2 separate regions of the Homo sapiens genome follow, and region 2 is linked to region 1. The links are chromatin contacts, found by Hi-C or POLR2A ChIA-PET in ENCODE. All regions are on one chromosome and are shown on one strand. The core of a region is the stretch at or near the end of the contact, and the rest is flanking DNA. Distances in the headings are between cores, read along the strand shown.

What was found. Hi-C counts contacts between places; a loop is a spot of excess contacts on that map. ChIA-PET counts read pairs that join two places held with the same protein, here RNA polymerase II (POLR2A). Pooled maps may share reads with other maps.
Region 2: POLR2A ChIA-PET joins it to region 1 with 12 read pairs in AG04450. The contact joins two enhancer-like sites. A Hi-C loop is called at or near these places in 2 of 168 maps with a recorded cell type or tissue (IMR-90 and heart left ventricle) and 1 of 50 pooled maps. POLR2A ChIA-PET finds 5 or more read pairs at or near these places in 4 of 52 experiments (AG04449, AG04450, OCI-LY7 and 1 more).

What each region holds. Positions count from the first base shown.
Region 1 is chr12:106,026,822-106,032,982 of GRCh38, forward strand. No RefSeq gene overlaps it. Among named protein-coding and RNA genes, the nearest start is that of NUAK1, 110 kb to the right of the region's middle. Within about 2 kb of position 3,695, at least 7 of the 41 ENCODE cell types and tissues checked have a DNase peak (open chromatin) inside an H3K27ac peak, as active enhancers do.
Region 2 is chr12:105,978,906-105,985,066 of GRCh38, forward strand. No RefSeq gene overlaps it. Among named protein-coding and RNA genes, the nearest start is that of NUAK1, 160 kb to the right of the region's middle. Within about 2 kb of position 3,351, at least 3 of the 41 ENCODE cell types and tissues checked have a DNase peak (open chromatin) inside an H3K27ac peak, as active enhancers do.

The sequences.
Region 1 (6,161 bases), core at 2,445-4,944:
GGTACCATTTGTTCAGGTGGGCCACTGCAAGGCAGCACTCTCCCACGTTACCCCACACTCACATGTGGCAGGTCTTCCTTGCTGCCCTCATCTTCTGGCTGCCTGACCCTCAGCTGCCAGACAGCATGGGTGACCTCACTCCTGCAGACCCCTGCAGAGCACAATGACCATGCCATAGTGTTTAGGGCAGGAGAACCACAGTTGGGGCCACTTTGCTGAAGTCTAGCCCAGGCACCTTTAAACTGACAAATACAGTTATCTAAGGGAAAGTGAGCAGACAGTGCAGGGCAGGTTCAGCAAGAGGGAGTTGTTGAAGTTTTCCTGTTGCCCTGACAGGCAGCTTCCAAAGCTGGTTCTGCATGTCCAGCATTTGCTCCAGAGAGAGATGCAGCTTGTCTGCCTTGGCTCATCTGTGTGTCAAGGGGAGGGTTGGGAAGGAAGAGTAAGCACTGATATCCACAGACAAAGAGAAGTGAAGTTGGCTTGCATTTGATGTATCCAAGCCCTGTGACATGCCACTGAGGGTACCGGCTCCTGGGGTAATGCACATTCCTACGTGTTTGTTTGACAGCCCAGCACTAGGGTCACCATGTCACTGCCCCAGCCTTGTTAGTGACAGCACATCTGGGAAAAAAAAAAAACAGACCTTGATGGCATTTCCTTCCGCTTTGACCTGTGAGGGGCTTTCACAGACGTCAACTCATCTGAGTCTCACACTGAGCACGAGGGCATGAGGGGACAGGGCAGGGGTGAGTCTCTCCCATGTTTTATGTGAGGAGACTGAGGTTGAGAGAAATTAAATCACTTTTGCAAAGCCATATTGGAAGCCCTGGGCCTTACTTCCCCTGCTTTGGCTTTTCCCAGTTGTGTCTCACCTTGACCATCTGATCCACCCACTCCCAAAATCCATGAAGGCCAAAGCAGTCCCTGCATTATCTTGCCCAGCCCTGGAATGAGGCAGGAATTTCATCAATACACACACAAGCAAGCCACCCCAACACACATGTATTCATACACACATACATCTACTCACAGGCATGTAGACTCATTCACGTATTCACATGTTATACCTGCATGTGTATGCTGTACATTCAAGCATACAGGCTTAACACAAACGCATATGCAAATATTCATGCATACACATAGCATGAAGACACACACACACATACACACACACACGGTGGAGTCAATACCCTGCCACCCTCCTTAGGCAAGTTCACAATACTCCTAGAACTGATGCCTGGATTCCTCCATTGAGCCGAGCCATCCAGTCTGCAACACCCCCCAGATTCCAGCAATCTCATCCAAGATCAAGATCTGAATTTTTCTTTAGTTATATTCTCTCACGGATGCTCCAGAGCTATAGTACTGTCACAACAGCCGAAATAAAATCTGTCACTAACATATGTAGAAATTCAATAAACAGGAGTTGTGATCTGGTGAAAGACTATGGGACTCGTTCACTGATACCAAAGCCAGACAAGGAGAGCACGCAAATAAAAAAACCATAGTCCAGCTTCACCAAACCAATGCAAAATAGTTCACTGTTACCAAACCAATGCAAAACTCCAAATAAATATTGACAGGTCAGATTAGAAAACTATAGTCCAACTTCACCAAACCAATGCAAAATTCCAAATAAATATTGACAGGTTACATTTAGAAAACTACAGTCCATCTTTACCAAACTAATGCAAAATTCCAAATAAATATTAACAGATAAGATTTAGAAAACCGTAGTCCATCTTCACCAAACTAATGCAAAATTCAAAATAAATATTGACAGGTCAGATTTAGAAAACCATAGTCCATCTTCACCAAACTAATGCAGAACTCCAAATAAATATTAACAGGTCAGATTTAGAAAACTATAGTCCATCTTTATCAAACTAATGCAAAATTCCAAATAAATATTCGCAGGTAAGATTTCAGAAACCATAGTCCATCTTCACCAAACTAATGAAAATTCCAAATAAATATTAACAGATCAGATTTAGGAGCATAATCAAAGAAATACGAGAATCATGAAGTAAGGCATCTATTTAATTCACTACATTAATTCAGTCAAAAATATTTAGCATTATTTGAACACTTACTTTTTGCCAATATAGTATTGGCTTCTGTATAGAACAATGGAACAGAATAAATGATTAATATAACTAAGCCTATATATATACATATATCAAAATGGATATATATATAAATGGAAGAGGAGATTTCAGAAATAGACCCATAATAATAATAATGGTGACCATTTAAATTAGAAGAGAAAGGAAAGACTATCCAATACATGGTATTGACAAGACTGCCCTCTTACAAAAGAAAAAATAAAATTAGATCCTACTCCACACCATTCAAAACAATAAATCCCAGATGCACTAGAGTTCAACATAGAAACCAAAACTACGAAGTATGCTCCATAACAAATGAATTCAGACACAACATGACCAGTGGCTGGCAATTAGTTCTCATCTTCAACAGCTCGATAACACTGACCCCACACTTTAAGTGACAAAGTATGTTTTGGGTTTCACTTCTAGCATTACGGTGTGATTTTTAGCATTCTAGAAGAAAGCATAGGAGAATGTTTTTACAACCTTGAGACAGGGAGAAGACCTTCCTAAGCAAGACACAAAATGCAGTAGCTGTAACAAGAAAGATTGACAGATGTGAACTACATCAGAATCAAGTCCTGTCAAATTAAAACCAGCAAGTGAAGTTAAAAAGTAAAACACTGTACACAATCCAAACATTTTTCAATAGATAAATCATTAATACCTGATTACATTAACACCTGATTATAATAATTAAACTTGATTACATAATTTATCATACAATCATTTTACAGACTCTTAAATAGTGGTTACAAAGAATGATGCAAAGTTACATGTACTGGTATGAAAAAGTCTCCACGACATAGAGCTACATGTCAAAAATGAGTCACAAAACTGGTTAAATAGATAGGTAGATAGATAGATTAGATAGGTAGATAGATAGATATGTAGACAAACAGAGAAAGAGAGAAAGAGAGAGAGAGAGATGATAGATATAGATCCCATTCCTTTTTTAAAAGTGTTTAAAAATTATGAAGCTTCATAGAAAATGAACTATACTCATAATGAACTGTTAATGGTGATTATATTTAAGGAGGAGAATGGAGTCAATAGATGAGGGATGAATTTAACTTTTCACTCTATATGCTTATGAATTGTTGAGTTTTGACAAAGAGAATGTATTCATGGATTTCTTTGTGTGATATATAAAAGGCAAAACCATAACATTTGGAATTAGACTGTTCAGCTGCCAGCCCGGCTCAAGTGTTTATTAGCTTCCTAACCTGCAGCAATTTGCCTATCAAAATAAGGCAAGAACACCTACCTCATAAACATTGTATGAGCAATGAATAAAGTAAGTTAAAACTACTGCTTATTGAGCACCCACTGTATACCAGGTTTTTAAAATGCACTATTGCCTTTTAAATACACTATTCTACTGAACTACAGTGTAGTAAAAGCCTTGTAAGGTTGCTATAGCGTTTTGCATGTCAGGAAACTGAAACCCAGAGAAGTGAAGTAAACGGCCCAAGATCACAGGGCTGGTAAGTAGCAGAGCTAGCATGAGACCTGTGTCTTTTCTGCTCTAAGACCAGTGCCAGTTCCTCCCATGTTCACCACTCCAGGTCCTTTTATTTTTTGCTAAGAGGAGTGGTGCTTACACTGGGCTTAGGCAACACCCCAGAATAAACCTCAGATCAGCTGCACTACAGCCCCCAGCCTAGACCCTGCAGAAAGGGGAGCAGGAATTACTGACTCAAAGCCGCAGTCGATTACTCACAGACGACGTATGCAAGCTCCCATCTCCCACTTCCTCTGAAATAGATAACAACAGCTATTTTAGCCTGAAATGCCACTGGCATAAACGCATGAAAAGTCGTAAATCTGGAATGATAAAAACTCATTGTAAAATAGCAGTCAGGGATTTGGATGATAAAACCCCATACCCTGCTCCAGCCAGCTGGGACCCCCACTCTGGAGACGCCCAGCCAAAGAAGGGAGAAGAAAAAAGGGGGACATAGGGGAGATCAGTACCATATACAGTAGGAGGCTAATCAGAACTTTCCTTGCCGGAAGCTGAACAGACATTTAACACCAGGAATGGCTAACTGCATATTTTGAATTGTTTACAGCAGTGTACACAGTCTGATTTCTCTCTGTCGACTCCAAATTTTCATGAAATCCGATATACCTACAAATACTGACTAACCCTTTTAAAAGGGCTATTATGTGCTAGGAACTGTTCTAGGATTTTCCACAAATTAATCCATCTAATTCTTACAATAACTCAATTATTATTCCAATTCCCCAGATGAGGAAACTGAGGCACAGACCAGTTTGGTAAGTTGCCCAAGGTCCCAAAGCTAGTAGTAAGTGACAGGCCCAGGCAGTGTGACTTCAGAGTCCTCACTGTTCACCATCATTCCATATTTCCTCTCAAATATTTGGCATGGGGATAGGAGGGGGATGCATCAAAATCAAAGAAGGGGCTGAAAGTCAGGTCTGGGTTGACGTAGTGCAGATAGGTTAGTCTCAAGCAGAAAAGGACCCTGAGAATGTCAAGAATACTCAGAAATCTAGAGAAGAGGTCAGGCGCAGTTGCTCATGCCTATAATCCCAGCACTTTGGGAGGCCAAGGCGGGTGGATCACCTGAGGTCACGAGTTCGAGACCAACCTGGCCAACATGGTAAAATCCCAGCTCTACTAAAAAAACACAAAAATTAGCTGGGCAGATGGCATGCACCTGTAGTCCCAGATACTTGGGAGGCTGAGGCAGGAGAATCACTTGAACCCTGGAGGTGGAGGTTGCAGTGAGCTGGGATCGCACCACTGCACTCCAGCATGGGTGACAGAGCGAGATGCCATCTCAAAAAAAAAGAAACCTGGAGAAGAGAGTCGAACTGCTGAGGGGATGGAATGAGGTTTCAAGTCAATCTGATCTGGATCTCAAGGGTTCTGGAGCCATTGTATGGGTTATGTTTCTGAAAGACTTTACCACTTTCCCTCCCTCAGATCTCTCTTGGTGGTCAGTCCTAATGTGTGCTGGGTGTGGCATCCTCAAGTCCCTTGGCAGCTGGGCCCCTCCCTTTCAGTGCCTCTTTTAGGGCTCAGTTCTATTATACCTTTGTCCTTACTTGGTTGTGTTAGGATTTAAAGGGATTAATCTCACCTCTGCCTCACTGCCCCCAGGGCACATCTAAAATTATAAATACAGAAGTCCGATGGAGGATAAACTATCACCTATAATCTTGGTACTGCTTAATTAGAGGACACAGCCGACTTCCCCTGGTTAAATAGGTTCTTGCAACTTTTCCCTAAATCCAGCCCAAAGTTCTTCGGTGGAAATTTCTGTGATGATGAAAATGTCCCATATCTGATCCCAAGGTGTTTACACCTTGGCAGGAGGCTAGAGTTGCAGGAGAATACAGGGCCTGCACTCTGCACTCTAGAGGGTGCCATTTGCTCCCTGTCTGCAAATGCACTCCTGGAGTTTTGCAGTGCACCACCTGAGCAGCTGTCTATGGGAGCTCTGGAAGAAAGCCTACATCCTGCAGACAGGCCAAACTGAAAGGAGAAAGAGAGGAAGAGGTGAACATCAATCAGATTAAGCTCTCCTCATCCCTTGAGGGAAGATCCAGCAAGAAAAAAGTAGGAAGTGCATTACTTCCAAATTCTTTACCTCCTGGAAAGTGGGGCAAAATTTCCTCATGAAAACATGAGAATAGGGGAAGAAATTTCTCCTAAAGAACTGTCTGGGTCAAAGCACCCAGCTACTAGTTGGCTGGAGGGAAGATTCCTCTCCACACTACAACATACCCAACACCCCCACCCCACCACCACCACCACCAAATGCTCTCAGGACTGACACAGCCAGGAGACTGATAAGACCAAAAGTCTTTCACTGGCTAAGATCACCCTTAGTCCACAAAAATGTTGTATGGGGCTGCTGTGGAGGGCTAAGTGAAATCAGCATTCTTCACCTCTCTCTCTGCCTTAGTCCAGTTAGCCATGCTCTTCCTCCCTTAAAGAAGAAGAGTCATAATTTTAGCCACAATTTTCCACACTACCTAGTGCCTTAACAAACAGAATTTATCTGGCTTCATCCT
Region 2 (6,161 bases), core at 2,101-4,600, 48 kb before region 1:
GCCACGTGGTCAAATAGGCCTTCGAAAGGATCCCTTTTTTTTAAGGAGTGTTTATTGAGTGACTGCTATTCATTCAACAAACATGTCATGGGTGCCTACTGTGCCTCTGGCCCTACGCTTGGTGTTAGGGACATAAAGATGAATAAAGCTCAGACCCAGAACTCAAACAGCTCCATAAGGGAGGTCAGAGATCAACATCAGTTAACACAGTGCCTGCTAGAAAAGGCTAACAGCCTAAGAGACTTCTGGGATGAGGTGCTCCGTCAGCTCGGAGCAGAAAGAGAAGGCTTCTCTTGGGCAGGAGCAGGGAAGGTTTTATCTCATGGTGGCCTTTGAGGGCTGAACAGTTTGGATGGGCTTTCTACCCATGTTTACCACATTATAATAATAGCAAACTGTGTACCACATAACCTGGCTGTGCCACACTCATCAGATACTGAACTAGGGAGATGCAAGCCCAGAATCATCAGCCCCTTGTCTTTGACAAGGGCCCTCAGGAAAGCTGCCTGACATATTTAGTCCTGAAGGCAGTAATTTAAGGGCCCATGGCTCTAACTGCCCTGGGCTCAGCCACTTGCATCAGCTGAGTTCTAAGCACTGACCATTCTAAGCACTGGCTGAACGTAACACAAAATGGTCTATGATGAAAGCCCTTTGATAACCCCATTTTGCATAAGTGAATCTGAAGCCCAGGCAATCTGGCTCTAGAGGCCATGCTCTTGACTTTGACCCTATGCAGTCTCTGCCATGCCAAACCTACCATGCCTTACACCTGTCCACCCCTCCCACCTGGGCGCTCTAAAGCAGGGGCCATGTCCTGTTCAGTTCCTTGTCTTCAGAGCCCAGCCCCATTCCTGACACAAGGTGAGCCTTAAAAAAGGCTTGAACTGTTGAGCTGAACCCACTGTCACCAGATGCTGAGGTCTCAGCATGCCAAGTGGTGGGGACCCATGGATCTATTAAGCACGCAAAACTGGGAGGCCAGTGCAGGGGCTGAGATGGATTGGGGCAGGGAGATGCAAAAACAGAAACAACCCATTTCACAAAGCCTCACTTGTGGCTTTTTGAGTCCAGGGATGAAGGCAAAGCTGAAATTTGGGAAGTGGAGGCCCCAGTCCTTTGTGACCCGGTGCACATGCGGCAGACCTGCCCTTGGGTGCACTTTTGTGGCTCTGAGGGCAGGATTTGGGCTTTAGATAATAATTGCATAGATTTGCTCAGTAAACACAGGGCAACCGTAAGATAATTACATGTTCTTACAGAGATGGGGCTCCATAATTACCTTCAGTGGCCCTAAAGTATTATTTAACACATATTCTGGTTTATAAGACAGAAATAATGATGAATTTGCCTGGTAATTACACAGCACTTCCCCACTACATATCCTGCCAGTAGCTGATACTTAGCCCATCATTAAGGGGCTAGCAGTTGCTTTGGTAAATAAGAAGTTCTTCTCATTACTGGTCTCCAGGCACATAAAGCATGATTAAAATGCCATTAGTGACATTTCTCCAAAGGGCAAATCCACAAGTCTGTGTGAGAAGCCAACTTTCCTTAGATTAAATGTTTTATTTCTGTCTTTCTGACAGGAGCAATAGAAAGGAATCAATTCTAACTCAAGCATCTGCTCCCTGAAAACTTGTCCTTAATGAAACAGAGCAGACGATGCAAAATCTGCCCTGGCTCAGGGTCACAGGACAGGAGTTGCCACTGTTTTCAAGATGAAGATGATTCTTTAACTCATCCAGATGGCTCTGCCCAGTTGAGGAGGAGCCCAGGCCTGGCGCCACCACCCTGTGGTGGGCTGGGTCAGCACATTGAGGGCCAGGGCAAACCGCAAGCTCTGGATGGGTCTTGCTGGCAGCCTCCTCCTCCAAGGATGGGGCCTGAGAGGCTCACAGAGAGCTGGGGCTCTTTGGAGAGGGGGGCACCCTGGTTCTTGGGCCACTTGCGGGTACACATGAGGAAGGAATGTACACACATCAGATACCAAAGCAGGGAGATGCAAGCCCGGAACCAGTCTCTTTGTCCATGACAAGGACCCTCGGGAAGGCTGCCTGACATATTTAGTCCGGAAGGCAGTAATTTGAGGGGCCATGGCTCAGCTCTAACTGCCCTGAGCTCAGCCATTTGCATCAGAAAGAAATTGACTCTTTGTAATCAATAGAGGGCTTAAAGAGGGTGGTCAACCACTATGGCTGGTGGGCAGGACAGGGAGTGGGCCCTCTGGAGCAAACAGGGCTCTCGTTACCATTCCATTCCAAGCTATCCCATTACTGAAGGGAACGATTCAACAGCAAATATGAACTCAATTCCAAATCCCAGTGCCAAGGCAAATGGCCAGTCCCAGCGGCCTTTTTCTTTAGTAATGAACTCCAGGCCTCTGGCCTTGACTTTGGAAGTGACTTGACTTACCATGGAAGCCAGCAGAGAGTAGCTGGGAAAAGTTCAGAGTTAAAGTCAGAAGATCTGGATTCAAATTCCAGCCCTGCTCTTCAATGGCTGTGTAATATTTGGCAGTTACCTCTATCGAACTTCAGTTTCTTCATTTGTAAAACAATTTGAAAAGACTATTAAGTTCCGTTAGGCCAGAAACCACGCCCATTCTATTCATTGCTGAAGTCCCCACACCCAGCCCAGTGCCTGGCACCTTCTGAATCTATAATCAACATTTTTAATTGAATAAGACTAGGGAAAATTCATTGCACAGTTAATTTACATAAATCCATTCATTTGCATTCAGTAAAAAGCAAAGAGAGAGAAAGAAAAATAACAATTTAAAATAATGATTTAATTAGTACTGAAGATGTTGCTTGATAATCCACTCCAGGCATCTGTGCCCCAGAGTAATACCAAAGCCAGATATGCGGAGTTGCTCTTCTCTAACTTCCTGTTTGTGAGAATCTTGTACTGAACCCATAAAGGTATACTTCAATATTGCACTGTAGAATATATGCTCTCACTAAATAATATGCAATGTGTTACTATATCCATCCCACATAATTTACAAGTATTACTGCATTTGGCTGTAATCCGAAAACTTTTTAAACTCTACTTTATGGATGATTTATAGGAGGTTCCAGGGACATTTCGATTATACCCAATTTTTGCTTTAGATTTGACCTCGACAGCCTTACCCTGCAGCATTTGGGTTATGTCACAGGGTCACTGCAAGTGAACCGGAATGTAACTATTGTGATCTAGAAACACTAGATAAAAATAGCTGGTATCCTGCTCAGTGCTTTTCTGCACAGCTACTTAGCCTGGTCAAGGTCAAGAGGCTTGATTACAACCCAGACCTCTTGACTGCCGGCTTGAGTGCTGGCAGGCACAACACGATTTCCCTCAACAAAAACTTGTTGAGTAATTATTAGGCACTCAGCAAAGTGCCAGCCACACAGTGTTGTGTGAGAGAAATATAAGGCAGAAAGCACTGGCCACCAAACGCTCAATGATTTGCACAGACGAAATAAGCACCCAGCTGGCCCCAAAGTATGCAAACCTTGGCATTCTACCTGAAGGCGGAGGCAGCTACTGGGGAGCCTGAGGTGGAGAAGCAGTCATACACATGCGGTATCACCCACCAGTCCTTGCTACCAAGACCCATTTCTTCCCTACCCTAAACTGCCTGTTAACTGTTGAATTTTTTTTCCCAATTCAAAGCTTTCTTGTTTCCATTTTATTTCACTGTGTTTCAAATGAAGAAAGGAAATACAAGGTGACTTTTGCCTTTCATATTCTAACCACATCCCACTCCATGTCCTCTACTGCCCAGGAAGTCCCTCCAGACACAACCAGCAAGGCAGAGGAGGTATGTACAATCCTACATTCATCAATGAAGTGCTACAGTGAACAGAGAAGGGGACATGGACTGAGGTCACCAGGAAAACCTCCATGGGAAGGTCAGAGTTACAGAAAGGCCTAAGATGAACTTGACCTTGAGAAGCAGACTATGAATTATATCTGTTGATTCTTCTTGTGCCACATCCATTCACCCTCATTCTCATAATAGGATCCTGATACCCTTTGGGGAAAGACCCCATTGCATGGCCCTAAGAATGAGCAGGGAACCCAGGCATGGAAAATCATGGGAATCTCATCCCCTTGACTACTGTGATTAGCTCATGGATGAACATGTTTGTGTCCCAAGATGGCCTAATCAGTCCCATCCCCAGGACTATTGCAAAAGAAGCAATCTCTTTCTATAAAGTTGCTAACCTGGTAGCCTGAAGCAGCCAGGGACAGATCATCCAGTGCCTGCCTGAAACTGAAGCCAATAAGGAAGAAAACATAGTCTAGACATGGAGAAATGGACAAAACCAGGTCCTAGAAAAATCACTGGAATCCCTGAATCCAGCAATACCTGACTTTGATGTCAAATGGTCCTGGATTTTTAAGTTACATTTTACTCAATAACTGTAGCTTGGGGATTGCTTTTTGCGGTTTTGCTTTTTGCTTAAAGCCAGTCCAAATTGGGTTTCTTTCATTTGCGGTGGAAAGAGCCCTAACAAATTGACTCATAAAAAAGAGAAATGGCGGAACAAACATGGAGAACAGCAAGAGCAAGGACCTAGGGACAAGGGTATGGGTCTTTTTCTCAAGCATATACATTGAGAATCATAGAAGATAAGAGGCCAGGGAGCATATTATGAAAATATCATGTGATAGGAAGAGGCATTTGGACTTCCCCTGAACTTTTGAGAAGCAAAATCCAGAGCTGAAATCAGGAAAATACATGCCTAGACCCAAAGGTATCTCATGAACTGGCTGGTCCAGTTGCTGTTCCTCTCACTCAGGGAAACATCTGCCACATGCCAGATGCTGTACATCTGTGGTTAGCATTGTTCCTTTAAAGAATAACACAGATTCTTCTCCAGGCGAGCCAAACATTTTCATTAGCTGTGGTCAGGGAGGGAATCAGGCTCCTTCAGATGAGTTTCAGCTGACACACTCCTGTGGGGCACGTCTTTCAGGGAAGCTGATTCATCTTCAGTCGGTCAGCTGTGAGGGATGCACACCTGTGTCCTAGGATGACTTTGAGGGAGTGGGGGACAAAAGACCTTGCTGGGCTTCAGCTGCCTCTGCAGATGCTCTTACACTGGGGCTGACACAAGTGCAGCCACGCCCAGCGGGTAGCCAGCAGTAGGGTTGTTCAGCTCCTAGGAACCCCCACTGAGGGCTCTTCCTCTGAGTTCTGTCCCAACCAACAGCTGGAGTTGGGGAGACTGACATCTGGGCTTGATTTGATGCCCCACTTATCCTCCTCTCAGACGTCCACACACTACATTCTTCAACCATTGCAGAATGCAAGTTGCTCGAAGTTACTTTGATGGTCAGGGCTCAAACAGGGATAGAGGTGCAATCACATCATGCCTATATTTGACAAGAGAATTCTGCTCCATGTGCTGAGAGAGACAGAAAACAAAACAGACTGAAAGAGAACAATATAATGGGCATGGACTGAGTGACCTGAACTTCCATCCCACTCACAGGGCAGATGCTATAGTGAGTATGAGATGGTGTGTGTGAATCTGTGGTTCTCACGGTTAAGTCTCGGTTCCTGCAAGCCTCTCGCTGCATCAGTAGCTTGCCTGGCTGAGTATACTGTCGTGTTGTTTAATGATGGGGATACATTCTGAGAAATGGGGCGTTTGGCACACTCATCGCCATGCATATATGATAGAGTGCACTTACACAAACCTAGATGGTAGAGCCTACTACATACCTAGGCTGTATGGTCTAGCCTATTGCTCCCAGGCTGCTAATCTGTATAGCATGTGACGGTACCAAATGCTGTAGGCAATTGTACACAATGAGAAGTATTTGTGTATCTAAACATATTTAAACATAGAAAAGGTACTGCAAAAATACGGTATTATAATCTTATGGGACAATCATCATACATGCGGTTTGTTGTTGACCCAGACATTGTTATCCCCCACATGACTGTGTTTATCAAAATAAGTAGAACTAGCTGTTGGAACAAACAATGCCAAAATCTAAGTGGCATAACACAATAAAAGCTGATAGTCTGCCCCCTCTTACACTGTGAAGTGAATTCAGAGGCTCTTCTTGGTGGCTGTGCTCTGAGCAGTACTCAGAGGACCCAAGACCTTCCATCTGCGACACTGCCCTATCAAACACCCTGGAAGGGGATGAGA